Linked DNA regions of Homo sapiens: region 2 is linked to region 1. The links are chromatin loops, found by intact Hi-C in ENCODE. Cell type or tissue: breast epithelium. All regions are shown on one strand. Each heading gives the region's core, and the rest is flanking DNA. Links, peaks and the distances in the headings are about the cores only.

Evidence for each region. Hi-C counts contacts between places; a loop is a spot of excess contacts. Peaks named below come from ENCODE experiments on the same cell type or tissue, not always from the same donor. Only the 100,000 strongest peaks of a DNase experiment are listed, where the experiment ranks them.
Region 2: it touches region 1 in a loop (24-fold over the local background); 1 of 110 quality-filtered maps calls a loop at or near these places.

Annotation. Positions count from the first base shown.
Region 1 is chr10:121,619,270-121,634,225 of GRCh38, reverse strand. LOC107984183 (a long non-coding RNA gene) reads left to right here. Exons shown (of 3, transcript XR_001747308.1): 2 at 9,296-9,388; 3 at 10,529-10,614. Among named protein-coding and RNA genes, the nearest start is that of FGFR2, 28 kb to the right of the region's middle. RefSeq lists enhancers at 9,470-9,969, 9,970-10,471. In breast epithelium, for the core only: no CTCF peak of the experiment used is centred there; a DNase peak (open chromatin) is centred at 9,175; H3K27ac peaks cover 751 bases.
Region 2 is chr10:121,558,804-121,573,759 of GRCh38, reverse strand. It overlaps FGFR2 (fibroblast growth factor receptor 2), which reads left to right. Exons shown (of 18, transcript NM_000141.5): 3 at 8,056-8,322; 4 at 9,181-9,258. Among named protein-coding and RNA genes, the nearest start is that of FGFR2, 32 kb to the left of the region's middle. In breast epithelium, for the core only: no CTCF peak of the experiment used is centred there; no DNase peak of the experiment used is centred there.

The sequences.
Region 1 (14,956 bases), core at 7,914-10,413:
CGTTGTGCACACCCATACTCCTTTCCGTAGGACAAATCCTAGATGTAAAAAGTTGCTGGGGCAAAAGTAAAACACATTTCAAAATGATGCTTGACGTATGTTGAAAACTGCCATCTAGAATGGCTGAGCAAATTTCAGTTCCATCAGAGGTGTATGAAAGTGTCTGTCCTTGCAACTTGCATCCTTTTTGTCTCTTAAGCCTTCGCATAGGTGAAAAGTTATGTCTAAAACTTGCTTTAATGTGAAATTCTTTGATTACTAGGGAGGTTGATTTAAAACAAATACTTATTGGTCATTTCTATTTCTACTCTAAGAACTGCTTCTTCATGCGTTTTGCAATTTAAAAAGACTAGGCATCTATTTCTTCTTGCTTGGAATAGTTATGTAGTAAAGATAGTGATATTCCTGGTTTGACATTTTATTTGAATTGTGATCTCCTTTGTGCAGAAGTTTTAGCTTTTTTTCTGCAGTCATATTTGTCCAAATTTTCCTAAGTAACATTAAGGAAGTATATACTGCAACATATAAAAGTTTCTATTTAATCACAGTGAAAACAGAAAAACGTTCAAGCCCTTGACTTCGTTTCCACCAAGGCCCCCGTTTGACTCTCAGGCACTGCTCTTTCTGTTGAGGTTTTGGATTACTCTGGTTCCACTCCAGTTTGCTTTCATCTTTCCAGCACCAGGGTATTCGTGACTTGCTATGATCCATTCCTCTTGTCTGGGGCACCTATGACTCAGCAGGCCCTGTAGATAGAGATCACACAGGGTCTTCAGGGTGCCAGGGTTTTAAGCCAGGCTGGTGGAGCTGTCCCCAGGCACCAACACGAGTCCTCCTAGATGGGCAGCCCTTTCTGGAGGTGGGTGCCTGCTGATGTTTCAGCAGTCAGGGCATGCGACCTGGGTCTGGGCTCTGGTGTTGGGAAGTGTGAGGCATGAGGCAATGCTCTGGTTCTCAGGACCTGGGAGTCAGCTGAGAGCCCTGGGCCCGAGGCCTGAGCTGGGGCCCCACCATTGACAGTGAAGGTTAAAGAAGCTTGGTCATGAGAAACAGCAACATGCTGAGTCCAGAAACCAGGGGCTGGTCAGAGTCCAGCCGGCTGCCAGAAAGGATGCTGGAGGCTAAACACAAGAGCCGCCTGTCCCTGCAGGCTTCCCCATTCTTCTTCACCCCTCCCAGGCTTGAGGCAATCTCCTCCCACCTGGGACCCCCCCCTCCCTGCCGCCCAACAGCGCTTTACCTACTGCTTTTTAGTGTGCATTGCCATGTGTTACAGTTATTGATAAACAGGTGTCATCTCCCTCCTGGCCTGCAAACCCACTGACGGCCAGTCTCATCTTTGGATCCCTTGAGCACCCAACGCAGTGCCTGCAGAATGAGGGCCTTGCAGGACACATGCGACCACACTGATGGGATGGTTACTGGATTCGCAGCAACAGTTGCTCTTGCTCCTCCTCTTTCTCCCCCTCTTCATTCTTATTTTTATTGCTCTTCTTTTTTTTTTTTTTTTTTTTTTCTTTTGAGACAAGAGTCTTGCTCTGTCGCCCAGGCAGGAGTGCAGTGGCACAATCTCTGCTCACTGCAACCTCTGCCTCGGGGTTCAAGCAATTCTCCTGCCTCAGCCTCTTGAGTAGCTGGGACTGCAGGCTCACGCACCACCACACCTGGCTAATTTTTCCATTTTTAGTAGAAACGGGGTTTCACCATGTTGGTCAGGCTGGTCTTGAACTCCTGACCTCGTGATCTGCTGCCCTCAGTCTCCCAAAGTGTTGGGATTACAGGCACGAGCCACTGTGCCCAGCCCTTTTTTTTTTTTTTTTTTTTTTTTGAGATGGAGTCTTACTCTGTCTCCCAGGCTGGGGTGCAGTGGCACAATCTCGGTTCACTGCAGCCTCCGCTTCCTGGGTTCAAGTGATTCTCCTGCCTCAGCTTCCCAAGTACCTGGGACTACAGGTGCCCATCACCACACCCCGCTAATTTTTGTATTTTTAGTAGAGACGAGGTTTTGCCAAGTTGGCCACGCTGGTCTCGAATTCCTGACCTCAGCTGATCCGCATGCCTCGGCCTCCCAAAGTGCTGAGATTACAGGCGTGAGCCATCCCACCTGGCCTTCTTCTTCTTCGTTCACACATTCCTTCAAAGTTGGTTGTATTGATCCGGTAGTTCCTCTGATTTGGAAATTGCAATTTACCAGGTTCATTGAAGAAATAGGGAAATAGCCTTTTCCCAGTCATTCACATTTGCTCTCTGTTTGCAGCTCTTGAAAGACAGCTGTTGAAAATAAACCTGGACTGTTTCTCTTCCCGCACATGAGCTCTGCTTGCCCTGTACCCTGGCACGGGTCTATACGTGCAGATGTCAGGCTGTGTTCAAAACCCGGTTCAAACAATCAGTGCCCAGGCTGGGGGAGGCTGGCCCTCACCCTTCAGTGGGCCCCCTTTGGGTCCCCTGCCCAAGGTCCTGTTGCCAGTGCCAGCATGTAAAAAACTCCATGTGTGCAAGCTCTGACTTGGGAGAAGAAAGCCAGAATATGGCTGGGTGTTTCTAAGCCCCCCAAGCTCCACACTGTAAACACAAGATGTCCTGGCCACCAGAAAGAAACAGAGTAGCATTTGTTATTCTTTCAAATGTGCCTTTTAAGCATTTGGCAAGTCATCGTATAGAAAAGTAATGTGTGCTCCAGTGAAGGAGGGCTTGAGTGAATAAAGCTGACTGTTCGCTGTCTGGCCTGGTTTGTTTGACTTGAACAACAGTCAGAGGACGAGTGCATACTTGATCTTTCTTCTAAAGCAGAGTGTCTTATGCGTTGCCAATCCCTTCTCCAGGATGGGAAGCCTGGAGAAACCTCTGTGCCTTTACCAGTAACAACAGTAACTTTTAAAGACGTCACCCAGCATGGAACCACTTTCAGTGAAAAAACTGGAGGATTCAAACTTTTCTCCTTTGTTCCCGAAACAAACTGGGAATATAGATGCCTGGCTTCTGGTTTGAGTGTGGCCAGGTTTGCAGCTGTGTTACTGTAGACAAGTTGCTTGGCCTCTCTGTGCTGTACAAAGCAGATGGTCAGATTGACATTTGTGAAAACGTTGAGATCAGGGGCAGGCAAACTATGGCCCACGGGCCAAATCCATCCCACCACCTGCTTTGGTACAGGCTGTGTGAGGTAAGAAAGCTTTGTACCTTTACAAATCACCGAAAACAAATCAGAAGATGGCTAACATTTTCTGATATGCAAAAATGATAGGAAATTCACTTTATGCTATGGGAAAGAAGCCAGACACAAAAGGATAAATACTGCATGATTCCACTGACATGAAGTTCTTAGGGTGGTCAGATTCATAGAGGCAGAGTAGGATGGTGGTTTCAGTAGATGGGGTGGAGGAAGGGGGAGTTAGTATTTAATGTGCATCGAGTTTCAGTTTGAGAAGATGAAACATTTGTGGAGATGGGCGATGGGTGATGGTTTCAAAACCATGTGAATGTACTTATCACCATCGAATGGTGTACTTATCACCATCGAATGGTAGCTTTAAGATAGTTAAATGATAAAATTGTATGTTCTTTCCATTTCACCGCAGTAAAAATATGATATGACATCAAATTTCAGCATCCAAAAATCAAGTTTCATTGGGATACAGCCATGCCCATGACATACACACATATGATCTAGGGCTGCTTTTGCTACAAGGGCAGAGGAGAGTATTTGTAACAGAGACTGTGTGGCCTGCGAAGCCTAAAGAATCTGTAATGGCCTTTGCAAGAAAACACTTGCCAAGCCCTGGTTTACAGACATAAGATATGCTGCATTATGTGAGGGGGACAACGTTACCCAGAGCACTAATTCAGAAATGGTTTCCCATATGGTTCAGGGCAGAGTTAGATTCCCAATGTCACTATCCCCTCCCTCCCTTCCTCCCTCCCTCCCTCCCTTCCTTCCTTCCTTCCCTCCTTCCTTCTTCCGAGACAGAGTCTCACTCTGTCACCCAAGCTGGAGTGCAGTGGCACGATCTTGGCTCACTGCAACCTCCACCTCCCAGGTTCAAGCGATTCTCCTGCCTCAGCCTCCTGAGTAGCTGGGATTACAGTCATGCACCACCACACCCGGCTAATTTTTGTATTTTTAGTGGAGACGGGGTTACACCATGTTGGCAAGGCTGGTCTCAAACTCCTGACCTCAGGTGATCCACCCACCTCGGCCTCCCAAAGTGCTGGGATTACCACTGTGCCCAGCCTATAGCCATCTCTTTAAAGAGATGCTACTTACTGCATGGCCCTGTGCCTTAGTTTCCCCATCTGTAAATAGGGCTAATACCCTACCTCATAGGATTAAAGAGTGGATCTGTGCAGTTTGGGATCATGAAAAAGTGCTGGAGATGGATGGTGGCAATGATTGCACAACAACGTGAACGATCTTAATGAACAAACGGTGCACTTAAAAATGACCAATATGGGCCAGGTGCGGTGGCTCATGCCTGTAATCCCAGCACTTTAGGAGGCCGAAGCAGGTAGATCCCTTGAGGTGAAGAGTTCGAGACCAGCCTGGCAAACATGGTGAAACCCTGTCTCTACCAAAAATACAAAAATTAGCCGGGCATGGTGCCGGGCACCTGTAATCCCAGCTACTCGGGAGGCTGAGGCAGGAGAATCACATAAACCTAGGAGGCGGAGGTTGCAGTGAGCCGAGATGACGACACTGCACTCCAGCCTGAGCAACAGAGCCGGACTCTGTTTCAAAAAAAAAAAAAAGACCAATATGGTACACTTTATGTTATACTCCTTTGACCACAGAATTTAAAACGACTGGATGTGTGTACAGTGCCTAGAACTGCATGTGGCATGCAGCAAGCATTCAATAAATGCAAGTCGTCTCCATAATGAAGAGTGGGAACCAGATGTTGATGCTCATGCTGTGTGAGGCTGTGTGCACTTGGGTTCCACTGGCTGCATAGTGTGTGCGCTGTCAGACCCTACTTTAAGACACGCACATCAATTGCTGAAAGCAGTCTGTCTGCCTGTGTATTCTAGTGCAGGGATTTTGTGTAATGATGAGCAGGGGAAATTGGTTGGGCACTGGGGTTTTCCTCCACACTGAAAGGAGCCATCGACGAAAGGAATATGCTTGAATTCTTCTTCCTTGATGATACCCAGGTGGCCAAAATAGGGCTTGCAGCTTCCCTAGTCCCACTCTGTCTATCCTCCCACGGTGAAAACCAGTTAGAAACAACCAGCCCCAGAGGGCACTAAATGATGAGCTGGGACTAGGGGGTGACTGGCAAGGTCCTTGCTTGATCTCTTCTAATACTATGAGCAAATAGTTTCCTTTAGAGATGATTAAGAACATTACTGTTGCATAATTAATTGTCTTAAAACCAACCATTCCACTTCATTGATTTGCTATTTTTAGCAAGATTTTCCACAGTCTCTTTGTTTTGTTTCCAAAATAATTGAGTTACAGCTAAATTAATGAGAAGTGATCATTTCATTGCTTTAAAAGGCTTACGTCTTCTCAGGGAAGCACGCGGCCCTCAACCCAGTCCTTTGTAGCACAGTCAGGACTAGCAGGGCAGGCAATAGAGTTATATAAGACTTCTCTTCAAGTAAAACTTTATCTCTGATTTTTAAAAACGTTGTAAAGAAATGTTGATGGGGAAAGCCAGTTGAAGTCCCAGCCTGGATGTATCATTCTCCAAAGAAAAGAGCCCCAGTGCCTGGAAACTGACAGAAATGAAAGGCAGGGCTGTGAGGAGAGCGTCACAATTTAAACAGGCTTTGCTAAAAATCACAGTGCACGCTGCAAAACGGCAGCTCGCATTTCAGTCTCAGAGTTTTGCTACAGTCTGTGATTATCCGTTTGAAGAGTCGGGCCATAACTTAATTCTGTAAATCAGAGCGTTCCTCAAAAAGAGACTTGGGGGGCTCTGCTGAGCCTTTTCTTGGCAGCCTGGCTTGGAAGTGGTGAGTGCCTTTTCCCCTAGTCAAAGCCATGAAGACTAAGCTGAGAGACGAGAAATTTTAGCCTGTTTAAAAGAAACTCAGTCCGTATGCGGCTGCCTGACAAGACCCAGGGTGTGCTGGAGATTTAAAAATGTGATGATCACACTTTGTTTGGGACATGAGAGCGGGGAAGTGGAGGGGAACTGGATAATTCTTTAGCAAGTGAAGGCATGTGCAAAGCATGGATCTGAAAGACATTCTGTAAACACATTTTTACAAGCAGCGTGCTGAACTGACTCATTTGGGGTGATGGGACTTGGTTGTAAGAGATTCTGTTATAGATAATACCTCTTTTAGAACCGCGGTGTGCTGGCTACCCACAATTGGCAGGGACAAGCAGAAGGGTTGAGCGGCACTCAGATGGGTCTTGGGAGAAAATGGATAACATGGTCGAAACTGGAGAGACTGGCTGGTGGCTCCAGAGCATTAAGACATGTACAAGCAGGCAGAGTGAGGGGAAGGAGGGCTTGGTATCACATAGGCAGTGGTGTACTGGCAAATGTTTAACAACTGGTTTTCTAAGAAATGTTCTAAAAAGCCTTGATTTGTAGTGTTTGCTGATTTCCATAGTGTAAATACTTCCAGAATGGCTCATTTCGAGCTATCTATGTGTCTTCCCTAAACATGGCCTTGGCAAGAGGTGCACACAGTTGGCTCCTGTGAACCAGGAGAGCCGGCTCTAGCTCACAGATGAGATAAATAGTGATTTTCCAGGATTTAAGGGAGAAATGAAAATGCTCTGGAAAAAGGACGTGAATGGGGAAACCTATCAAGTATAAATTAGGCTGAGTTATTTAGCAGGGGGGTGGGGTGCCGCCCATTATTTCTCACTGGAGGTAAGACTGGAGCTAAGACATTTCATTCAGCAGGGATGTTTGGGGGTCTTTTTGAGAGTTCTTGCATCTTGACTGGGAAAGCTAGGTCATTGTCAGTTCCTCCCAATGGTAAGCAATGTGACAGACATTGAGAACAATGACATTCAGCAAATGTTTACCTGAGAGCCATGGTATCCCACCCACTGTGCCAAGCACGGCATCTGTCTCTAAATAACTGAGTCTCTAGGAGCAGACATATAAACAAGTAATTAGGCTGTGTGTGGTGGCTCACGCCTGTAATCCCAGCACTTTGGGAGGCCAAGGTGGGAAGATCACTTGAGGTCAGGAGTTTGAGACCAGCCTGGCCAACATGGTGAAACCCCATGAGTACTAGAACTACAAAAATTAGCCGGGCATGGTGGCATGCACCTGTAATCCCAGCTACATGGGAGACTGAGGCAGGAGAATTGCTTGAACCTGGGAGGCGGAGGTTGCAGTGAGCCGAGATCACGCCATTGCACTCTAGACTCCAGCCTAGGCAACTGAGTGAGACTCTGTCTCTAAATAAATAAACAAAAAAGTAATTATACTATGATAGAGACATGAATGGGAGCAGTTAATTCTGACCAGGATGTGTCAATAATCAGGATGAACCAGTGATTTCTGAAACAAACACGCTGAAAGAAGACAGGGGAAGCTGAAAGTAGGTTGTTGGTATCACCGAAACCAGGACGCTAGCTACCATTCCTGGTATAAGAATCTACACGGTGGCCCGGCGCAGCGGCTCACGCCTGTAATCCCAGCACTTTGGGAGGCCGAGGTGGGTGGATCGCCTGAGGTTAGGAGTTCAAGAGCAGCCTGGCCAACATGGTGAAACCCTGTCTCTACAAAAGTACAAAAATTAGCCGGGCACATTGGTGGGTGCCTGTAATCCAGCTACTCGGGAGGCTGAGGCAGGAGAATCGCTTGAACCTAGGAGGCAGAGGTTGCAGTGAGCCGAGATCGAGATTGTGGCATTGCACTCCAGTCTGGGCAACACAGCGAGACTCCAACTCAAAAAAAAAAAAAAAAAAAGAATCTACATGATGAAATCTTCTACTTCAGTGCAAGAGAATCCAGGAAACACATCGTTAGCAATCACACACTGTTGTGTGGCCTGGGGCCACCTCAGAGAGGTTTTTTAACATCTCTGAAGTTCACTGCCATCCTTTGTAAATGAGGATCTTTCAGAACCTTGGTGGGGCTTAGAGGTCACCTCCTCACAGCTCTTTTCTGCAGTGTTATGGAGACAACCGCTGGTAGCTTAGCTCCCCAAGTGGGACCCAGAGCCTGGGACCAAAACCAGTGTGACCTTAAAGCAATGTTCTGCTAATAGGCAGTGTGACTTCAGGTTGCTCAGCCTATTCAGGTTCACTAGCTTCATATGTCAAATAAATATGTTGGATTTGATGATCTCTAAGCATCTCCTCTATTAAATAATAATAGCCGGGGTACCCACAACCCTTGGTTGTTGGGCTAGACCTGGTTTACGCCTGTTATTCTGTTATGACTTTTTTTTTTTTTGAGACAGTCTCGCTCTGTTGCCCAGGCTAGAGTGCAGTGGCATGATTTGGCTCACTGCAACCTCTGCCTCCCGGGTTCAAGCAATTCTCCTGCCTCAGCCTCCCAAGTAGCTGGGGCTACAGGCACACACCACCATGTCTGGCTAATTTTTTATATTTTTAGTGGAGATGGGGTTTCATCATGTTGGCCAGGCTGGTCTCAAACTTCTAACCGCAGGTGATCCACCTGCCTCGGCCTCCCAAAGTGATGGGATTACAGACGTGAGTCATTGTGCCTGGCCCTGGTATGATTATTATAGTCCCCTATTCACTATCAAAAGTGTCCCTGGTCAGCAATCATGTATATAGTCACCTTCAACAACTAACATTTTAAAAGTACTTCCTCCTTGCCAGTTTTATCAATATGATTTTATTTTATCAGTTCAGCTTATGAAGACATGTGTTTAGACAGCTTCAGGCCCCACAGACAGAGCTGATACTCACACCCAGATCCTAGATCTGTCCGAAGCCAACATCTTAATCCTTCTTAGCCACTATGCTTTGCCCCCTCTGTGTTGTTCGGTCACTCTACAAATATTTACAGAGTGTCTGCTATTCTATTCTAGTCCTGTGGTTCAGAAGAGGTTTCCAGAAACACGTTCAAAAAGCTCTGCCTACGAAGCTGGCAATTGCTAAGAAGCAAAAAGCATTATTAACTAGGTTCATGCCCACGCACACCCTGGAAGGCTTTCGTGCATGTGTGGAGCATACGAGGCACATGAGGCATCAAGGGACACTAGCAGCAAATGAGCTTTGCCTTTTCAACTCGATGCATTGGGGAGGCCCAAATAATCTGAAACATTAGCTTAAGTAAAGCACCAATTAAGTAGGTGTGTTGGGTGCAGGGCATGTTTCAGCTTGATAATTGTTCTTTATTCTGCACAGATGTGGGTCAGATTCCCAGAGATGCCCAATTCTGATGCCAAAGAAAGTCGGGAGACTCGCGAGGGACTTAAAGAGACAGCACAGCTTTTCCAGGTACAACTGGTTTGCTCCACGCAGGGACTCTGAGATAAAGAAACCAAACAAAGATCCAGTAGGAAGGAGGGAGTGAATGGTGGGAGAGGTAGGTTCTGTGTTCACCCGCGGTCATTTAAGCAGAGTCCCCTGTGTGCCGGGTGCTGTTTTAGATACTGATTTTGAGTGATGTTGATACAAGCCTGCTTTCTCATGACTCCTGATAGTTGTCCTTTATTCTAACTATTGCAGCTTCATAGATGCCGCCTTGAATCCCTACCGCTACAGGACATGGCTGACTTTTTTTTTTTTTGAGACAGAGTCTCGCTCTGTCACCAGGTTGGAGTGCAGTGGCGTGATCTCAGCTCACTGCAACCTCCACCTCCCGGGTTCAAGGGATTCTCCTGCCTCAGCCTCCTGAGTAGCTGAGATTACAGGCACACGCTACCACACCCAGCTAATTTTTGTATTTTTAGTAGAGAAGGGGTTTCAACACGTTGGCCAGTATGGTCTCAATCTCCTGACCTCGTGATCCGCCCGCCTCAGCCTCCCAAAGTGCTGGGATTACAGGCATGAGCCACCGTGCCTGGACAACTTTTTTTTTTTTTTTGAGATGGAATTTCGCTCTTGTTGCCCAGGTTGGAGTGCAATGGTGCAGTCTCGGCTCGCAGCAACCTCTGTCTCCTGGGTTCAAACGATTCTCCTGCCTCAGCCTCCCAAGTAGCTGGGATTAGAAGTACTTGCCACCACGCCTGGCTAATTTTTGTATTTTTAGTAGAGGCGTGGTTTTACCATGTTGGCCAGGCTGGGCTCGAACTCCTGACCTCAGGTGATCCACCTAGCTTGGACTCCCAAAGTGCTGGTTTTACAGACATGAGCCACTGTGCCTGGCCCATGGCTGACTCTTAATCAGCTTCCCTCAGCTAAGGGTCCCCTCTGTCTATTTCAAGGCTGGGTAAACTCCAGGCTGCTAGATCGGACGTGCTCATTATATTAATGGTGTCTGTTTCCTCTGATCAACACCATGATACCACACGGAAAGCAGGCAGGCAATTTTGGCTTGGTGCACAGATGGGACCACCAGGGCCGGGAGGGTGACGCTTGTTAGGGTTTAGCTGAGGCTCAAGTGCCATCAGTTCCAAACACGTGTGCTTTCCACAGCATGCTGAGACCTGAGGGCTGAGTGCAGCTCTTTGGAACTTAAGAAGAAAGAAGTGGGACCAAGGTGAGCAAAGGGACTGGGTGCAGAGTTCCATCTCATGGCTGCTGGTCCAGTCCATCTCAAAACCAGCTTCATCATAGAGCTGTCCTATCTCTGCCACCACACATACCCAGCTAAGAGATACTTCTTTTTTTTTTTTTAATGGCAAAGGCAGATGTCTTTGCTTAAGTTTCCTGGCAGCCCTGGCAGCTGGTTGAGACACCTCTGAGCTCTACCGCAGTTCCTGCTAAAGCCACTTGGTTGGGTTTGCAAGGCACAGCTATGCAGCTGCTCATGGGTCTGGTCAGGCTTCTCCAACCTCGGAAGTTCTGCAGGTCTTTGCAGGCTCCCTCCTCAGCTTCCCTCGGGTGCCATCCTTGGGGCAAGGGGCTATCACCATCGTCTGGGCTTGGCAATGAGTAGTCCATGTTCTGTGGACCTACACTGTAAAAAGCATGGCCCCACATCACCTGGGAACCGGTAGACATGCAGAATCTCAGGCCCCACACCAGAACTACTGAGTCAGCTTCTACATTTCCACAAGGTCCCCAAGTGCTCTGTGCACACACTGAAGTATGAATGGAGTCCTGCTTTGGGATGTGGCTGTCCACCTGCAGAAGATTAGGGTCCAAGACCAAGAAGGATGAGGCCCCTCACTAACTCTCTACTTCCATTACTTTACTTTTGTTTCTGCTTTTGCTGCAATTAATAATTGTCTTATTTATTTGTTTATTGTCTATCTCCCCCAGAATATAAATCATATGGAGGCAAAGATATTGTCTCAGTCAGTGCTGAATTCTTAGTGTCTTTCCCAGAGCTCTGCACAAGGTAGGCATTCAAAAAATATTAGTAGGTTGGCTGGTGGGTTGGATAAATGTGTGAATGAAGCAATGAAGATAGAGAAAGGGGAAGAAGGAGGGAAATAGGTAGGTGCTTTGGCTGACAAGTTGGCTGTCCTCTTCTTTAGGTCCTTAGAGACAACTCTTGTCATTCTCACTCTCCTGTGAATGTTTTGGCCCAGGTGCAAGGCTGCTGTTAGTAGCAATGTGACTGGGTGGGGTATAGAGTTGTTGCAAGAAATCTCCAGTCACCAGCACTGTGAATGGAGAATGTGGTCGTCACATTTAATTCAGCAGGGAAACTCTTTTGTAAATGAAATCTGATGCAGAAACCCAATCTAGATGATGTATGTATCCGGGGTGTTCATTGCTCTTGGATTCCAGATCAGGGGACACTGACATGCCCTGCTCAGGCCTCCCAACCACAGGTGCCCTCAAGGGGACAGGGTCTTCCTCCTGGGCCACTCTGGGCACTTGCTCTGGCATCCCTTCCCCTCCATCCTTCTTGTTCTGTGCTCACCTTTTTTAGATTGCATGGACAAATGCTCTTCTGCATCTCCTCTTTCATGCTGGGGCTTGATGGTTCATCAGAGTAATGCCAAAGCCAGTCATATTCCTGCAACAGGGCCAGCCTGATAGTAGTGGGCACAGCACCCTGAGTCCTCCCTGGAACCTAGCGACCTTCCCCAGCCTACACAAGACGGACTTTTTATCCTGCTAAACAGATAACAGCAGAAGGGTCCCTAGATCCACAGTGTGGCTGGGGGACCAGAGCCTCCTCCATAAGGCCAACCCCTCTCCAGCTGCCTCCTTGTTGCTCCTGAAGAATTACTCAATGACAGACCATGGTCAATAAATCTCTGCTACCCAATTTCGCAGATGGAAAAACTGAAGCCAGAGAAGAGCAGTGACCTGCCTTTGTCCCCCAGTGGCTGAGCTGGGGTGACAGTTGCATCCCCTGGGAGATCCATAGCTCTTACCTCAGCCCCTTCTCCAGCCTGGCCCTCTCTTTTGGCAAAAGAAAAATGCTAAGCAATGGTGAGTTACTAGACTGATGGTCCCTAGGGGCCAAGTTACGGAAGGGTGACTTGTTTTTCTCTGTGGTCAAGTGTCCTTTTACTGACAACTCTTCAGTAGTACAAAATTCAGACTTTGTATCTTAGCATGATATTTGGTGGCTGGCTCGCCAACACAAGTGTCAGGTGGCATGAAATCAAAACACAGCAGCAGAGAGCTTTGGCCCTTGAATCATTTGTTCATAAAAGATTACTTTTTCAGTAGCTGCAGAATCAAAATTGTGACTTTTTACTGATACAAGGATCACATGGTTCACTTTTTTTTTTTTTTTTGGAGATGAAGTTTTGCTCCTGTTGCCCAGGCTGGAGTGCAATGCCATGATCTTGGCTCACTGCAACCTCCGCCTCCCGGGTTCAGGTGATTCTCCTGCCTCAGCCTCCTGAGTAGCTGCGATTTACAGGCGCCTACCACCACGCCCTGCTAGTTTTGTATTATTAGCAGAGACAGGGTTTCACCATGTTGGCCAGGCTGGTCTCGAACTCCTGACCTCAGGTCATCCACCCGCCTCAGCCTCCTGAAGTGCTGGGATTACAGGTGTGAGCCACTGCGCCCAGCCACACAGGACTCACTTTTGCAGGAAGGGACCCATTCTTGCAGGGCACTGTTGTCTTCTATGGCTCTCCTCACACTTGTCATTGCTAGTTCAATACCTGTGTCCTCACCTGACTCCACACTCCAAGACTCACATTTGCTGCTGTCCCCGGGTCTGGCATACCAGGTACTTGATAAATGTTGGCTGAATGAATGAATAAACAAATCTACGATTCAGTGGAACTCCTCTGGAGTTTCTTGGTTATTTATTGCAGAGTTTGTCCACACAATGTCTTCTTATCAAATGCCTCCCAGTTACCTCCCAGATGTGTCTTGATGTGGAGACCAAATCTCTTTTTTGTTCATTCCAGCTTGGTTGTAAGTTGGTTTTGGGAACACGTTGCACAAGAAAGTAGAAAAATATGCAGAGAGCAGACTGCTGCACTAGTGGAGACGCGCGGGGGCTGTGGCCCTCCAGAGCTGCTAAGCTTTGCCCTCACGTCCTCTGAAATTGCCTTGTAGGTGAGAAATCACTTTCTGGAAATCTGGTGTGGTTTTCACCTTCCTCATTGGGAAGGCATTTAAAGCTGTTTCTGACGTCCACACCCATCCTCCCAGCTTGCTCAAGGAATTGATAGAAGTGGCCTCCTGGGTATGCAGGGGTCTCCTCAGGGGTCCAGCTCGGAGATCCATGCTGGGCTAAAGATGTGATATCTGCAGTCTATGTATGTGAAATCAGAGAGGGATGGGTGAAAAACAAGGTTTCTTTCTTTTTTTAAAAAAAGGTTTTTAAAAGAGGAGTTAAAAAAAAAAGAGCAAGTATGTGCCCCTCTCTTTCATGTGCACTTTCTATGTAATTTTTTTTTTTTTATTTTTTGAGATGGAGTCTCACTCTATTACTCAGGCTGGAGTGCAGTGGCACAATCTCGGCTCACTGCAGCCTCTGCTTCTCAGGTTCAAACAATTCTCGTGCCTCAGCCTCCCGAGTAGCTGGGACTACAGGCATGTGCCACCACACCCAGCTAATTTTTGTATTTTTAGTAAAGATGGGTTTCACCATGTTGGCCAGGCTGGTCTCAAACTCCTGACCTCAGGTGATCTGCCTGCCTCCGCCTCCCAAAGTGCTGGGATTACAGGCGTGAGCCACCTCGCCCGGCCTACCTATGTAGTCTTAACTTACCACACATGAATTAAGCCCTAGGATGAAGTTCCACTTTATTTAGTTCACAGCGTTGTCACTTCTTGTGGAAAACAAGTGTTGAATGATAGGTTTGGAGCTCAGAACTGAAGGGTGCAGAGAGGAAGTAGGTTTCCTAGTCTGATCTCACCAGGAGACTTGAAGCAGGAGTTTGCAGTTAAAGAAGACTTCCTGTTTGCCTGAGGAACATCCTATCCAGACTCAAAAGAAGGAAAGAAAAAGGTGGCTAGACCAGGTCAATGGACTTCAAAACACCAGGTTTCCACTCCTGTCATCATTGCTCACACAGGGAGTGAAAGAGGAAGAGGTTTCTCTTGTTTCTATAGCTTTGTGCCCTCAGGTTGTTGGTCTCCCTGCCAGTTGTGATGTGACTGCTCTCCTTCACTCCGTTTGTTGTGACTCCTTACTCCATGAACTGGGGTCTTTAGCACTATAATAATGTCACCAAAGTTGGGTGTCATTCTCCATTTCCCTAACAGTGACCACCTGCAGTGGGTTAAAAGGTGGCTGCAAAGTTTTTGCCACCTCTCCCATCAAGGGGTAAAGATTCTTTCCACTCCTCTTGCATCTTGGCTGGCATATGACTTGGTTTGCTCAATAGAATGTGACAAAAGCAATGTTGTGTAACTTCCAAAGTCAGGACTTAAGAGATTTGCAACTTTTGCTTTCCCTTTCTTGGAACACTCCTGCTTGGAATTCAGTGCTATGCTGTGATAAGCTCCAGCCTAGTAGAGAGCCCATAT
Region 2 (14,956 bases), core at 7,746-10,245, 60 kb after region 1:
CGGGTTTCTTCCTGCAACCCACAACCCTGACAGGACATGCCTCCCGGGTGTGCTCCTAACCTGCCTCTTCTCTCTGCCCCTCCCTCTTTCTCCTCTCCCCTTCCCCTCTCTTTCTTCCTCTTGCCTTCCTCTTCTTTCCTCTCCCTCCCTCTGTTTCTCTCCCTTCCTTTTCCTTGTCTCCGTCTCTCCTCTCCTTTTTCCCCCTCTCCCTCTCTTTCATCCTTCTGTCTCTTCCAGAGGAGTCTGTTCAGGGATTTCTTTCTCTCTTTCTTCTTCCTGGAGGAATGTGTTTAGGGATTGGACACCTCTGACTTTGGAGGAGGGAGAAACCTCAGTGGGATGGGTTCCAGGACGACCCCACCGCATCCTTGGAACTAGGATGATCTAGACGTTGGAAAAGACACCATCCCTGGGAAACCCCAGAAAAGGCTTAATTTGTGAAAAGTAATGGAGGGAGCTGTGCCGTTGGTAGAAACTGCTTTTTTCTTCCTTAACAGTTTAAATCTGTCGTCCATTCTCCGTGAAGTGATTGGACGGGGCAAGACTCAGGTTTCCCATCTGTTCTCTGTTTGCATTTGGGCGCCATTTCAAAAACCACACGGGAAAAGTTTATAGGCAAACATTATAAAAAGTGACAGTCTGAAGTGCTGCTATCGCTGGTTTGGCAACGTAAAGTGTTACCTGAAATAGCTTACCGTTTCCAAACCCTTTTGCTGTTTCAACTGTCTCAAGACAACCCTCCCGCTGAGATGGGTGAGAAGTCCAGCTGGATGTGTGCAGTGAAGTCACATAAGTCACAGCCTTTTTTGACTTTTACAAGATTTCCCCCTCCTGGGGCTATCTTCACACACAGCGAGGATTTTTTTCTCTCTGTTTACTTATAGAGAGGTAAATTCATGCAGCTTGTGGCTAGTGGCACTCTGTGTGATGTCAAATGGTCTGCTGAGGGGCTCGGAGAGTCAGGCAGCCCCTGCCTCAGTTTCTCTCTCTCCCCAGTCAGAGGTCCTATGAGCTCCCAAGGAATAACAGGATGGTTTTCTTAGGGAAGGAAGGCCAGGTCAAGGCAGGAATTACTCACAGCTCATGTGCAGATGCCTGTTGTTATTCATACTATTTATTTATTTGTGTTTTTTTTTTGTTTGAGACAGTTTCACTCATGTCGCCCAGGCTGGAGTGCAATGGCATGGTCTCGGCTCACTGCAACCTCCACCTTCTGGGTTAAACGATTCTCCTCTGCCTCAGCCTCCCAAATAGCTGGGATTACAGGCACATGCCACCACGCCCAGCTAATTTTTTATATTTAATAGAGATGGGTTTCACCATGTTGGTGAGGCTGGTCTCGAACTTCTGATCTCAGGTGATCCACTCGCTTTGGTCTCCCAAAGTGCTGAAATTACAGGCATGAGCCACTGTGCCTGGGCTACTTATTTATTTTTGGAGACAGGTTCTCGTCTCGCTGTGTCACCCAGGCAGGAATGCAGTGGCGCGATCATAGCTCAGTGCAGCCTCTGGGGCTCAAGCGATCTTCCTACCTCAGCCCCCTGTGTAGCTGGGACTACAGGTGTTTATCATCATTCCCGGCTTTTTTTTTTTTTTTTTTTCATTTTTTGTGGAGAGAGGATCTTACTATGTTCCCTAGGCTGGTCTTGAACTCCTGACCTCAAGTGATTCTCCCACCTCGACCTCCCAAAGTGCTGGGATTGTAGGCATGACCTGCTGTGCCTGGCCCATTTATTTTTTGATTAGCTGTACAAGTACCTGTCTCTCTCATTTTTAAAGTATCAAAACAGTCAATTTTTTTTTTTATTTTTTTTTTGAGATGGAGTTTTGCTCTTGTTGCCCCGGCTGGAGTGCAATGGCGTGAGCTCAGCTCACCACAACCTCCAGCTTCTGGGTTCAAGCGATTCTCCTGCCTCAGCCTCCCGAGTAGCTGGGACTATAGGCATGCGCCACCATGCCCAGCTAATTTTGCATTCTCAGTAGAGACGGGGTTTCTCCATGTTGGCCAGGCTGGTCTCGAACTCCTGACCTCAGGTGATCCGCCCGCTTCGGCCTCCCAAAGTGCTGGGATTACAAGCACGAGCCACCGCGCCCGGCCAGTCGTTTTTGTTTGTTTGTTTGTTTGTTTGTTTGTTTTTAAAGAAGCTGCTTGTGGCCAGGTGCGGTGGCTACCACCTGTAATCCTAGCACTTTGGGAGGCGGAGGCAGGTGGATTGCCTGAGCTGAGGAGTTTGAGACTGGGCTGGGCAACGTGGTAAAACCCTGTCTCTACTAAAATACAACAACAACAACAAAATTCCCAGGCGTGATGGCATGCACCTGTAATCCCATTACTCCAGAGGCTGAGGCAGGAGAATCACTTGAACCCAGGAGGTGGAGCTTGCAGTGAGCCGAGATCGCACCACTGCACTCCAGCCTGGGAGAGAGCGAGACTCCGTCTCAAAAAAAAAAAAAAAAAAAAAAAAGGCCAGGCACGGTGGCTCACGCCTGTAATCCCAGCACTTTGGGAGGCTGAGGTGGGCGTATCACGAGGTGAGGAGATCAAGATCATCCTGGCCAACATGGTGAAACCCACCCCGTCTCTACTAAAAAAAATACCAAAAATTAGCCAGGTGTGGTGGCAGGCTCCTGTAGTCCCAGCTACTCAGGAGGCTGAGGCAGGTGAATAGCGTGAACCCGGGAGGTGGAGCTTGCAGTGAGCCAAGATCGCGCCACTGCACTCCAGCCTGGGCGACAAAGCCAGACTCCGTCTCAAAAAAAAAAAGAAAAAAAAGGCTGCTTGCTAACACGCTGCTGGTACTTCCCAAGTATTTGAAACTTCTGGGAGAAAATTCACGTGGATGCAACTGAGCTTTATGCAGCAGGGCTGCAGTAGTGTGGCCACGGCAGTAGAAACGAGTGTTGAGCTGTGTCCCAGGAAGGAGACTTGGTGCCTTGTTTGTTTACCAGTTTTAGGAAACAGTGACAAAGATTGGCCAATACTACTGTGAAGCTTGCTTGCTTCTTTTCGACTTTTAATTCATATTGTGAAAAATACATGGAAACATATTCTCTGTCTGTGGAAGCCTCTGAAAGAGCATTTGTGCATAGCAAGGCGGCTTCTGGAACCTTCTCCCCATTGCGTTTTGGCAGGAGATGAGGGAGATGTTGGGCTGTGCACCCCTGGTGGATTCGCACAGGAAAGGTGAAAAGTATGCCACAGCAATGGGAAAAAGTAAATCCAGGAAGTGCTCACATGACTATAAAAGGAGTTATGTACATTTCCTGGGGAATTCTTTGCTCTTTCACAGAGCAGGCTGTGCAGCCTGGTGGAGTCAGGGAGAGGTTGTCCATCCATGGGGGGTGACCAGAGTTAGGGAGGCCCCTTTGCACATGCAGGCACAGGGGATTCTCTGATTGTCCTGGCTCCGCGCAGCCTGGGGCCAGGTCAGTACAACTGTGGGGATGAACATGGAGGGCTCAGGGAGTGCATGTTTGCAGGGAGTGGGCAGCGGGTCAGGTCACCTGCAGCATTCAAACCCAGAAGAGAAGCTAAGCCCTGTGGACGGCAAATGGACCCAAGGACACGGGCAGGGACAGAGCTGCTTCCACTGAGCCAGCTGTTAGGTGCTTGTGTTCTTGGCCCCCTGGCCGGGGTTGTCTTTGATATGTGTCGTGTGTGCTGGGCCCTGCAGGCTGGGCTTGGGGGGCCACTGGGTGGCCTGGGAGGCTACCAGTGTGGCATTTGGCCCCTCCCCAGCGTATGGCCCCACCCCATCCCTGCCTCTCTTCTTACTTACATCCTCCTCTTTTTATTCTCCCCAACCTCTTTCTCTCTTGTGTGTTTATTCATGCATTCTCCCTAACATGTGCTTGCAGAGTCTTCTGGGATACCCAGGGGTATTACTGGCATGTTTACTAAAGGCACCGCTGATCCCCAAAATGGGCCCTTTGTGAAATGACCACTGAAGGGGTGGAGGGAGGAGTCCTTGCTTTCTCAGTTTACCAAGACAGCAGTTACTGGTTTGAGACTTTGAAGACAGGATGGCTTGATTTTTATGGATAAACATCATTATCTCATTGGTGTATTTTAGGGGGTGATATTTTACTATCCTTGAAGCTTGGATATCTAGATGACAGTTTTGATCTGGTTTTACTGGGATCAAAAGCAGTTTTAGTACGTCAAGTCATCTTAACTGTCCATTGAGATGGGACTCCTGTAAAATCACTTTGTATCTGGAGATAGCAATCCAAGTGTTCTGGCTGGGCGCAGTGGCTCACGCCTATAATCCCAGCACTTTGGGAGGCCGAGGCGGGCAGATCACGAGGTCAGGAGTTCAAGACCAGCATGGCCAATATGGTAAACGCTGTCTCTCATAAAAATACAAAAAAGTTAGCTGGGTGTGGTGGTGCACGCCTGTAATCCCAACTACTTGGGAGGCTGAGGCAGGAGAATCACTTGAACCTGGGAGGCGGAGGTTGCGGTGAGCCGAGATCGTGCCACTGGATTCCAGCCTGGGTGACAGAGCAAGACTCTGTCTCAAAAAAAAAAAAAAGAAAAGAAAAGAAAAGAAAAGAAAAAGAAACCCAGATGTTCTGTGATTATCCTCTGAAAATCGTGGTGCTTAAAAAATCACGGCAAGCATCTTCCGCCTTGAAGAGTAACAGTAATAGTGACAGTCATTAGCCCGACATGTTGTAGTTGATGATCAGGTTCATCTTCGTTGGCTCATTGGAATCTTACCAATAATAAACCAGTATTTGGGTACTCTTACCCTGCAACAGATGGGGAACACCAGGCCAAAAGGTTAAGCAGGAATGGAGAGGCGTGGGAACTCAGGGCTTCATCCTCTTCTCGTCCAGGGCAGCACCCTTCACCAGGCATCTCCCATGTCCAGCTCCAAATAAGACACAGGTCCTCGCTGTCCCCTGTACTTCCTTCTAGAACAGCACGTGGTAGTCCAGCAGCTCAGATACCCCCAGTTTCAGCAAGATTTTGGGGTTTACTGATTTTAGGTGAAGGAAAGGATTCTCAATGAAAACACTTTCATTTAAAAACAGGAAATCATACATCATAACTCCTCCTTTGCCGGGAGAGAGATTTTTTTCTGCATCACAATTGCAAATGCCTTGCTTATCTTTTTTTTTTCTTTTTTTCCCCCTAATGGAGTCTTAGAGCATTCCTCTGCGTGACATAGGGACATGGTTGCACCTTATCTGAGGGTCAGGATGGAGCAGATTGGTGTGTGGGTCCCAGGTGCCTTCCCTGTGAGGGAGGGAAGCTTTGCTGCTTCTGCTCAGCGGCTGCCCTGGTGATCAATTCTGGCTAAGAGGAAAGTACATTCCATAACATTTCTGGTGACTTGCTGATCATGTGATGTTGTCATAATAGACATTGATCATTTTATGACCCAGACTGATCCAATGTAAATTCATTCTAACATGGTGGGTGCTGTTTCAGCAATGAGTTGTTGGAGACCTGGGACTCAAAGGACATCTGGTCCTTGCCTTAGCCAGCTGTCAAAGGGGTTGGACCAATAGCGTTTGGGGCCCCTTCAGCTCTCATGTTGAGTGAATCTGTGACTCTAGGATGTTGGGAGTGGGAGATGGGCCAAGATTTGGGACCAGACTGAATCCCTGCCGTCTTCTCCTCCTTCTCATATTTCTCTTCCTTTCTTTTTTCTGTTTGGTCTCCATAGTTTAAAGTATTTCTATTAGTCACTCAATTCAGCCGCATTTTGACTTAACCAGCCTTGAGAGACCTGCTCTAAGAGCCTTCAAACTAAGTTCCCAACATCTTTTAAACTTCGCTTTGTCCTTCACTTCTCAGCTCAAATGCCTGTTCTTTGGAGAAGTCTCTCTGATTGTCTTATACAACAGGGATTGAAACACTTTTTGCAAAGGCAAGACTGCAAATATTGTAGGGCTTGCAGGCCACAGGGTTTCTGTTGCAATGACTGAACTCTGCCCTTGTAACACACAAAAGCAGCGCCAGACAATAAGGAATGGGCATGGCCGTGTTCTAATAAAGCTTTGTTTACAAAAACAAGCTGCGGCTGGCTTGGCCCGCGGGCCATCATCCGCCACCTCCTGCCAAGGGACCAGCCCTCCTCTGCCACTGCTGTGTGTGCCCGTACCTTGCCATGTCCTTCTTCCTAATGCTTAAGCAAGAACACTGTATTTTTTGTAGATTTTGTATCTATCGTCTGTCACCCCCACCATAATGGACGCTCCACAAGTGCAGGGTCTTTATCTTGTCTCCTCTTGCTGCGGAGCTTCCAGAATAGGCTTGTTGTATAGTAGACATGCAGTAAATAATTACTGAGTGAGAAAACAAATGTTAGAAACATAACCTGCCCGTCAGCTGGGCTTTCCTTGCTTTGGGGTGCATTTGTCCATGTTACATTTAGCTTCTATTTTCCTCCTTTTGTTGTGATTCTCTCTTTGTGTTCACGTGCTAGTTGGCATCTGGGGCTTGGCATGCATGCCTTTGGTGATGCCCCCTTGAGAAGCCCCGGGCCTCCTGTGTGGCTGTTGATGGTGGTGGTGAGGGGGATTTCTTGTCCCCAATGCATGTGGCCCTTGCTCCTTTCACAGTGGGACTGAAACACAGATTGACTTGATTTCAGTCTCCTGTGGGAGATTTGTTCTTCTGAGGGGTGTCTAGGCAAAACAGTTGCCTTTGATCCTGCCCTGATTTGGTGCTGTCTCAGTGCTGGGAAGCTTTGCATTTTCTAGGCCTGGAACTCTGGGTCCCATTCACACTTCTCACTGGAGGGATGAAAGCCTCCTTCTTGGGCCCTCGTGGCCATCCCAGCTGGCCGCTCCAGCTGTTGTTATTAATAAATGCCAGTGGTGTCCTCTCAACTCCAGTGGAGAGGTTGTGTGGGTTGGATCCTTGTGGGTCCAATCCCGTGCTGCATATCTGGGAACTGTGACCTTGTTTGACATGGCCATGTGTCTGCCAAGCAGGATGGGGTCGGTGGCGGGAAGCACAGAGAACCATGAGACCCACGCCTTTTCTCTAGGGTCTTGGTGTCTCCGTGGGGAGATGGGATGCATTCATGAGAATATGGTGCATCCCATGAGCTGGCAAAGTGGGCAGGTGTATGGTGGAGGGGGAGGGAGCCAGTGCTCTTCCGCCCAGGGGGACTGATGCAAGGTGACTCCCATCACGGAGGACCCTGCTTGATTTGGGTCTTGGAGGGTGGATGACAGGGAAGAGAGGGAGGAAGGACTGTCCCTACAGAAGAAGCCTGGGACATGTGTGGTGGGTGTTGGTGAGCAGGGTGGGACTCAGCTTTGTCGTGTGGAGTCGGGGGCACACAGCACCCAGCGGCTTCATTTCAGGACCCCTGTAAGTGCAACGGAGACTGCCTTGCAGCTGTCTGGGCATTTTGCTCTTTTTGTTTTTGGTGTTAAGGCCTCTAGGCTTTTATCATTTTGGGAAAACAGCAGGTCTCAGCTCACCCAGCACAGAATTAGGTCTCTAAACCGGCAAAGTACTGATCTGAACATGAGAGCTCATGAAAACTCTGGATGGCAAAAAATCTTGTAGAGGGATCCCTTAGTTTTCCTTGAGTTTGAGACATTTCATTTTAAGAAGCTTGGCCTTGGGGCAACAGACCAAGTCTAGCACAAATAATAAAGAGTGTATGTGTGTGTGGCGCACAGTCACGTTTCACGTACAAATGTGTAAAACTCGGCATTCTTACAAATAAAACATACCACAATAACAGATTTTTGCAGGTATTACAGTGCAAGCACGCTTTGGCAATCAATTTAAACATTTTCTTGTGGAATATTCTTCCATGCTATGGTTTGGTTTGTTTCTAAAGCCCCATAGGATGTGGAAACTAAGTCAGGACAGATTTTCTGGGGGTATCCTCTGGTTGCTCTTCCAGATACTTCCTGACTTCCTGGGGCTTGGGGAGAGGTGGATGCCTGCTGGGGCCATTTGCAGAGCAAGAACAGCTTCTCCTGGGAATAAGCAGGCCTCCACTGACCTTTGTTGGACGTTCTCTCCTCTCCCTCCTTCCCATCTGTCTCCGTCTTCTCTCTCCCACCTTTCTGCAGAGCCACCAACCAAATACCAAATCTCTCAACCAGAAGTGTACGTGGCTGCGCCAGGGGAGTCGCTAGAGGTGCGCTGCCTGTTGAAAGATGCCGCCGTGATCAGTTGGACTAAGGATGGGGTGCACTTGGGGCCCAACAATAGGACAGTGCTTATTGGGGAGTACTTGCAGATAAAGGGCGCCACGCCTAGAGACTCCGGCCTCTATGCTTGTACTGCCAGTAGGACTGTAGACAGTGAAACTTGGTACTTCATGGTGAATGTCACAGGTGAGTTGGCCCGCCAGCACTATGCTCTCTCTTCTCTGTAGCCATTACATTTTTTTGGCCAAGTGAAAAGGTAGTGAGATCTCTAATTGTAATTGGATGCCAGGCATACAGCTTCATAGTTTTTGAAATTCTTCTTTGGGACCTGGTGCACCAGAAAGGCCGATCATTAAGAATGATAGAATTCTTGTGCACAAAGTAACATTTTTCTTAAGATAGTACGCTTTTATTTAAGTAAATACATGCTTTTTTTTTTTTTTTTTTGTACCACTGACATCTCTGGCATTTAGAATATAGGGTTGAAATTTGGATACTCAAGATTTCTGATTCATTTATTAGAGTTTGAGTTTCTCTCCATGATTTCCTTCTATGCAGTGAGCGGGACAGAACAGGCCCCCTTTGTGGCCGAGTTTAAAGTTCTGCTTTCAGAATGTTAGTTGACGATGAGAAGGGCCACACAGGGACTGAGTTTTGTTAGGGATCAATTTCTTTCTTCAAGGAGACCCCGCATACTGAAAGGTTAATGTTGGAAAAAGAGTCTTTGGGTGCTACACAATTGGTAAATTTGTCAGGGGCTTGAATACTGTTTGAAGCTTGAAATCCAGTTCTCATATATCCAATTTTATAGCCTGTTTAAATAGCGTGAAAGCAGAAAACATTGAGAATCATAACATAGACCAACTGTCATCATGGAGGGAAAATTTAAGCCATTAAAACTATCTTAACTGAAAACAATCCCAGGCTCTTTGCGAGGGTTCCTGGGTTGTTGACTTTGCTATGGAGAAGGTCTCAGTTGTAGATAATTGCAACCTTTTTGCTTTGCAAAAAACACATCCATGGAATATGTTCTTTTGCATACAGATGCCATCTCATCCGGAGATGATGAGGATGACACCGATGGTGCGGAAGATTTTGTCAGTGAGAACAGTAACAACAAGAGTAAGTAACTGCCCGGCTCCGATGGTCCCCGAGAGAGGAGCATGGAGGGAAGTTCTGCCTGTCACCTGTCTTCTTGTCGACTCTTCTGCGCCATGCTGTGTCCCGCGGCCCTTGCCTTTCCCCGCTGTGTCTACTTTCCTGACTTTCAAACCTGAGAATAAACCAGTGTTGCTGCACAGCCTTCTCTATCGTTTGTCCTTTCTTCTCGTGTCACTGGTCATTCGTTTTTCAAAGCAGTTACTACTTTTCTTTCCTTGATTTTCCCTTTTCCCTTTGACTTCTCCCTATTCAGAGACATAAGAATAGTAGAACCATGTAACATCTTGGTTTTCCTTGTAATCAGTGATTGTGCTTGGTTTAATCCAGTGGTGTGTGACTGGGGCAATTGCCTATTCTTGCTCTCCCGGCACATTGGGCAATATTTGGTTGTCACAACAGAGGGAGGGGGTGCTGGTGGCCTTTAGCTGGGGAGGGGCCAGGGATGCAGAGCACAGCCCCATAACAAAGAATTATCTGGTCCAAGATGTCAATCATCCCTAGGGTGAGAAACCCGGCCTCCTACAACACACACCTCATGCTGAGTGAAAATGAAGGACGTGTGCCTTACTTTGTAGACCACGATTGAAAAGGGAGCCAAGGGTGGCTTGCTTAATGAGGGCCATGAACACTGAGCGCTAACATGGGAGAGGCCATTTACTTGCGAGGAAGAACATGGCGTAGCCTCTTGGAGCTGGGCAACCTGGGTTTGAATCTTGCTCCACAACTTCTGAGTTGCTCATTTCACTTCTGTGCCTTAGTTTCTTTATAAAATGGGAGTAATAATAATAATACTATTTTCTGGGGTTGTTATGAGGATTACATGAGTTCCTAGTTGTATAGTGCTCAGAAGAGTGGTTGCTTGCAAATGTTTATTCAATACACAAAATACAATATAGCATTACTTGCATTTTCCAATGACTTGGCTAGAATGTTCCTAAAGTGTTTGTACATAGGGTATTGGGATTCTCTGCTTACATGGTATATTCTACATTTTTCTTAAAAGGATTTTAGTCAATTTGGTACATTTAAACAAGGCCTAAGTAATATACCACACCCGGCTAATTTATGTATATATATATATTTTTTCCCGAGATGCAGTCTTGTTCTGTCACCCAGGCTGGAGTGCAGTGGCGCCATCTTGGCTCACTGCAACCTGCACCTCCCAGGTTCAAGCAATTCTCCTGCCTCAGCCTCCCGAGTAACTAGGACTACAGGGGCCTGCCACTACACCTGGCTAATTTTTGTATTTTTAGTAGAGATGGGGTTTCACCATGTTGGCTAGGCTGGTCTCGAACTCTTGACCTTGTGATTCACCTGCCTCGGCCTCCCAAAGTGCTGAGACTACAGGCGTCAGCCACCGTGCCCAGCCTAATTTATGTATTTTTAGTAGAGACAGGGTTTTACCATGTTGGCCAGGCTGGTCTTGAACTCCTGACCTCAAGTGATCCACCCGCCTCAGCCTCCTGAAGTGCTGGGATTACAGGTGTGAGCCACTGCGCCTGGCAATACTTTATTTTTTCGAGCAGTTTCAGGTCCACAGCAAAATAAAGAGGAAGGAACAAAGATTTCCCATATAATCTTCCCCAACACATGCATAGCCTGTCCTGTTATCAACATCCCCACCAGAATGGTACATCTGTTCCAGTTGATGAACCTGCACTGCCATCATTATCACCCAAAGTGTGTGGTTGACTTTAGGGTATGTAATCATACAGTGTGTAGCCTTTACAGATTGGCTTCTTTGACTTAGTAAGATGCATGTAAGTTTCTCTCATGTCTTTTCATGGCTTGATGGGTCATTTGTTTGTAGCACTGAGTATTCCATTGTTTGTATGTATCAAAGTTTATTTACCCGTTTACCTACTAAAAGATATCTCGGCTGGGCACCGTTGCTCACGCCTGTAATCCTAGCACTTTGTGAGGCCGAGGCGGGTGGATCACTTGGGAACAAAAGTTCGAGACCAGCTTGGCCAACATGGCAAAATCCCTGTCTCTGCTAAAAATACATAGGTTAGCCAAGTGTAGTGGTGCATGCCTGTAATCCCAGCTACTCGGGAGGCTGAGGCATGAGAATCACTTGAACCCAGGATGCGGAGGTTGCAGTGAGTCGAGATCACACCACTGCACTCCCTCCTGCCTGGGTGACAGAGTGAGACTCCATCTCAAAAAAAAAAAAAACAAACTCTGTTGCTTCCAAGTTTTGACAGTTGCAAATAAAGCTGCTACAGACATCTTTGTGCGGGTTTTTGTGGGGACATAGTTTTCAATTACTTTGGGTAAATGTTAAGGAGTGTGATTGCTGGATTATGTGAGAAGAGTATGTTTAGATTTGTAGGAAACCACCTAGCTGCCTTGCAAAGTGGCTGCACCATTTTGTATTCCCACCAGCAATGAATGAGAGTTCCTGTTGCTCCACATCATTCGATGTGCTTGGTGTTCTGGATTTTGGCCATTCTGATAGGTGTGTAATGGTATTTTGTTGTTTTAATTTAAATTTCTCTGATGACAGATGATGTGAAGCATCTTTTCATATGATTAATTGCCATCCATGTATCTTCTTTGGTGAGATGTCTGTTAAGGCCGTTGGCCCATTTTTTAATTAGGTTGTTTGTTTTCTTACTGTCGAGTTATAAGAGTTCTTTGTATATTTTGGATAACAGTCCTTTATTACATCTCTTTTGCAAATAGTTTCTCCCCTCACCTGTGGCTTGCCTTTTCATTCTCTTGACAGTGTCTCTTGCAGAGCAGAAATTTTTAAGTTTCATGTAGTCTGGTTTTTCTTTTATGGATGGTGCCTTTGGTGTTATACCTAAAATGTCATCACCCAACCCAAGGTCATCTAGATTTTCTCCTATGTTACCTCCTAGGAGTATTATTGTTTTGTATTTTGTATTTATGTGTGTAATCTATTTTAAGTTAATTTTTGTAAAGGATGTAAGGTGTGTGTGTGGATTCACTTTTTAGCCTGTGGATGTCCAGTGGTTCTGGGACTATTTGTTGAAAAGACTGTCCTTTAGGTTTTTTTTTTTTTTTTTTTGAGATGGGAGTTTCGCTCTTGTTGCCCAGGCTGGAGCGCAATGGTGCGATCTCAGCTCACCGCAGCCCCTGCCTCCCGGGTTCAAGCAATTCTCCTGCCTCAGCCTCCTGAGTAGCTGGGATTACAGGTACATGCTACCACACCCCGCTAATTTTGTATTTTTAGTAGAGACGGGGTTTCTCCATGTTGGTCAGGCTGGTCTGGAACTCCCGACCTCAGGTGATCTGCCTGCCTCGGCCTCCCAAAGTGCTGGGATTACAGGTGTGAGCCACTGCGCCCGGCCTGTCTTCTTAAAGGAAAAAGATAAAATAGATATTGGTAGGTGCCTCGGATAAATGAGTTACTTAAGTGAAGACTTAGATTTGTCCCTGAGTCTCCTAGCAGCTGGGGCAAAAGAGAAATATTTTGGTTGGTGCAGTTTTTACTTTTTGTCAAGAGGAAGCTTAGGGCAGTGGTTCTCAAAGTAAAGTTCCTGGACCAGCAGCATCAGCATCACCTGAGAACTCCCTCGAAATGCAGATTCTCAGGTTCCTCCTCAGACCCACTGCCTCAGAAACTCTGGGGCTGATTCTGATTCACACTGAAATGCGAGAACCACTGGCTTAGAATTTGCACGTGGAGGTCTGCCCTGAATGGGAGCTTACTGTTAGTGGTCTTGTTCGTAAAACAGTGGATAATAAGGTGAGTGGAAGTATCTTCTGTGATTTGTACCAGCCTTCTAAAGAGGTTATCATTATTGTTATTTAATAAAAAGCACTGATAAGTGGAGCATGTCACTCGCCTCTTTTTTTTTTTTTTTTTTTTTTTTTTGGGGACGGAGTCTTGCTCTGTTGCCCAGGCTGGAGTGCAGTGGTGCTATCTCGGCTCACTGCAAGCTCCGCCTCCCGGGTTCACGCCATTCTCCTGCCTCAGCCTCCCGAGTAGCTGGGACTACAGGTGCCCACCACCACACCCGGCTAATTTTTTGTATTTTTTAGTAGAGATGGGGTTCCACCATGTTAGCCAGAATGGTCTCGATCTCCTGACCTCGTGATCTGCTCGCCTCGGCCTCCCAAAGTGCTGGGATTACAGGCGTGAGCCACGGCACCTGGCCCACTCACTTCTTTTGGCCAGTGGCTCTGGCATGAAGCTGGAGGCAAAGATGCTGAGGGCCTGCACTAGACAGGCTCTGTGCTGGCTGCTGGTTCCGTCCATGCCACCAATAACCCGATCAGGTGGAGAGAGTATTTATTCTTGCTTTATTGAATGGAAAATTGTGGCTTAGCAAGCAAAAGAAGGGCTGCGTTTCAGTTGTAGGCCTGTTGCCTGAGAGCATCCTAGGGTCACGATGGGGGTGGAGTGAGAATGCTTGTACAGGTGTTTACAGCTCTCCAGTTTTACTGTATGTGGGTGCCCTCGCTATGGATTGAGACATCAGATTCTGTCAGCTTGGTTTTTGGATGCCTGGGGAACTGCGTTGTCCTGGTTGTCGGCTACCTGCCTAATAGCAGGTTACCGTGAAACCATGTGAAGCAATAGAATGCAACAGCAAGGTATGGATTACATGACAGGCAGGCTGAGTGGTTCAGAAGGATTATATGCTGTGGACCTTATGCTTTGCATTGTGAACAGTGTTCCTAACTGCCCAGCGCCCATGCAGAAGGGCCAGGGGGTAGAGCACCCATGTGATGAATGCCAACCAACAGTGTACTTGCCATGCCTTCACCTTGCAAGCAGGGTTCTTTTGTAATTAGCTCTCGAATGACAGCAACTCTGCCCCTGAAATGGGTGCTCTGCAGTGATTAAGGGCTAGTGTTAGCTGTACCAGGGAGATACTGCTGTGAGGAGGTGCCTCTGTTTGGTGTCTGTGAAACATTAGATGCTATTTAAAGTGATAGCGGTTCTTAGCTGGCTACTTGGCCTCTGCCATCTGTTAGTGTGATTAGGCTGGTCTGATTCACAGGTGCAGCCTGGGGCGGCTGAGATTAAGCAGCTGTGGTCTGTGTGGACAGAGGAATGCCACGGCCGGGGTAATTGGCAAGGCAGGAAAGGGGACGTTGCCATTAAAACAATTTTTTGCCACCTCAAGTGTCAAATGCCTGACCCGATTAATAGGGAAAATTGCAGAAGCACCAAATTCTTTGTATTTTCAGCCACCTGGAAAACACTCATGTGTCCAGATTGATTTCTTTGGTGCCTTCTGATTGTCTGAAAATGCCACTGGGGTGTGTTTGTATGTTCTTCTTTAGGAACTTTGACAAATGATGCTCCAGTGACCCTGTGTTGATGGTGACGTTTTTGGGCTTTTTTGAGTTTTTTTTTTTTTTTTTTTTTTCTCCTTTTGGATTGAGACATTGAAAATTTAGTTCTGTATCTTCCAGTTGGAAAAATATATTGCAGGTTATTCCCTCTGCTGATTTGCTAGATTATTGATCTAATTTTGTTGGTTAACATAAGAAGGCAAGCTCAGCTGCCTGCTAGAGTGTTTTTTAGATTCTGTACAGAGTACGAAAAGCTTGGGTGCCAAATACAATGGCAAAAATAACAATGAAGAATTAAAGATCGGGCGCGGTGGCTCATGGATGTAATCCCAGTACTTTGGGAGGCCGAGGCAGGCGGATCACAAGGTCAGGAGTTCGAGAC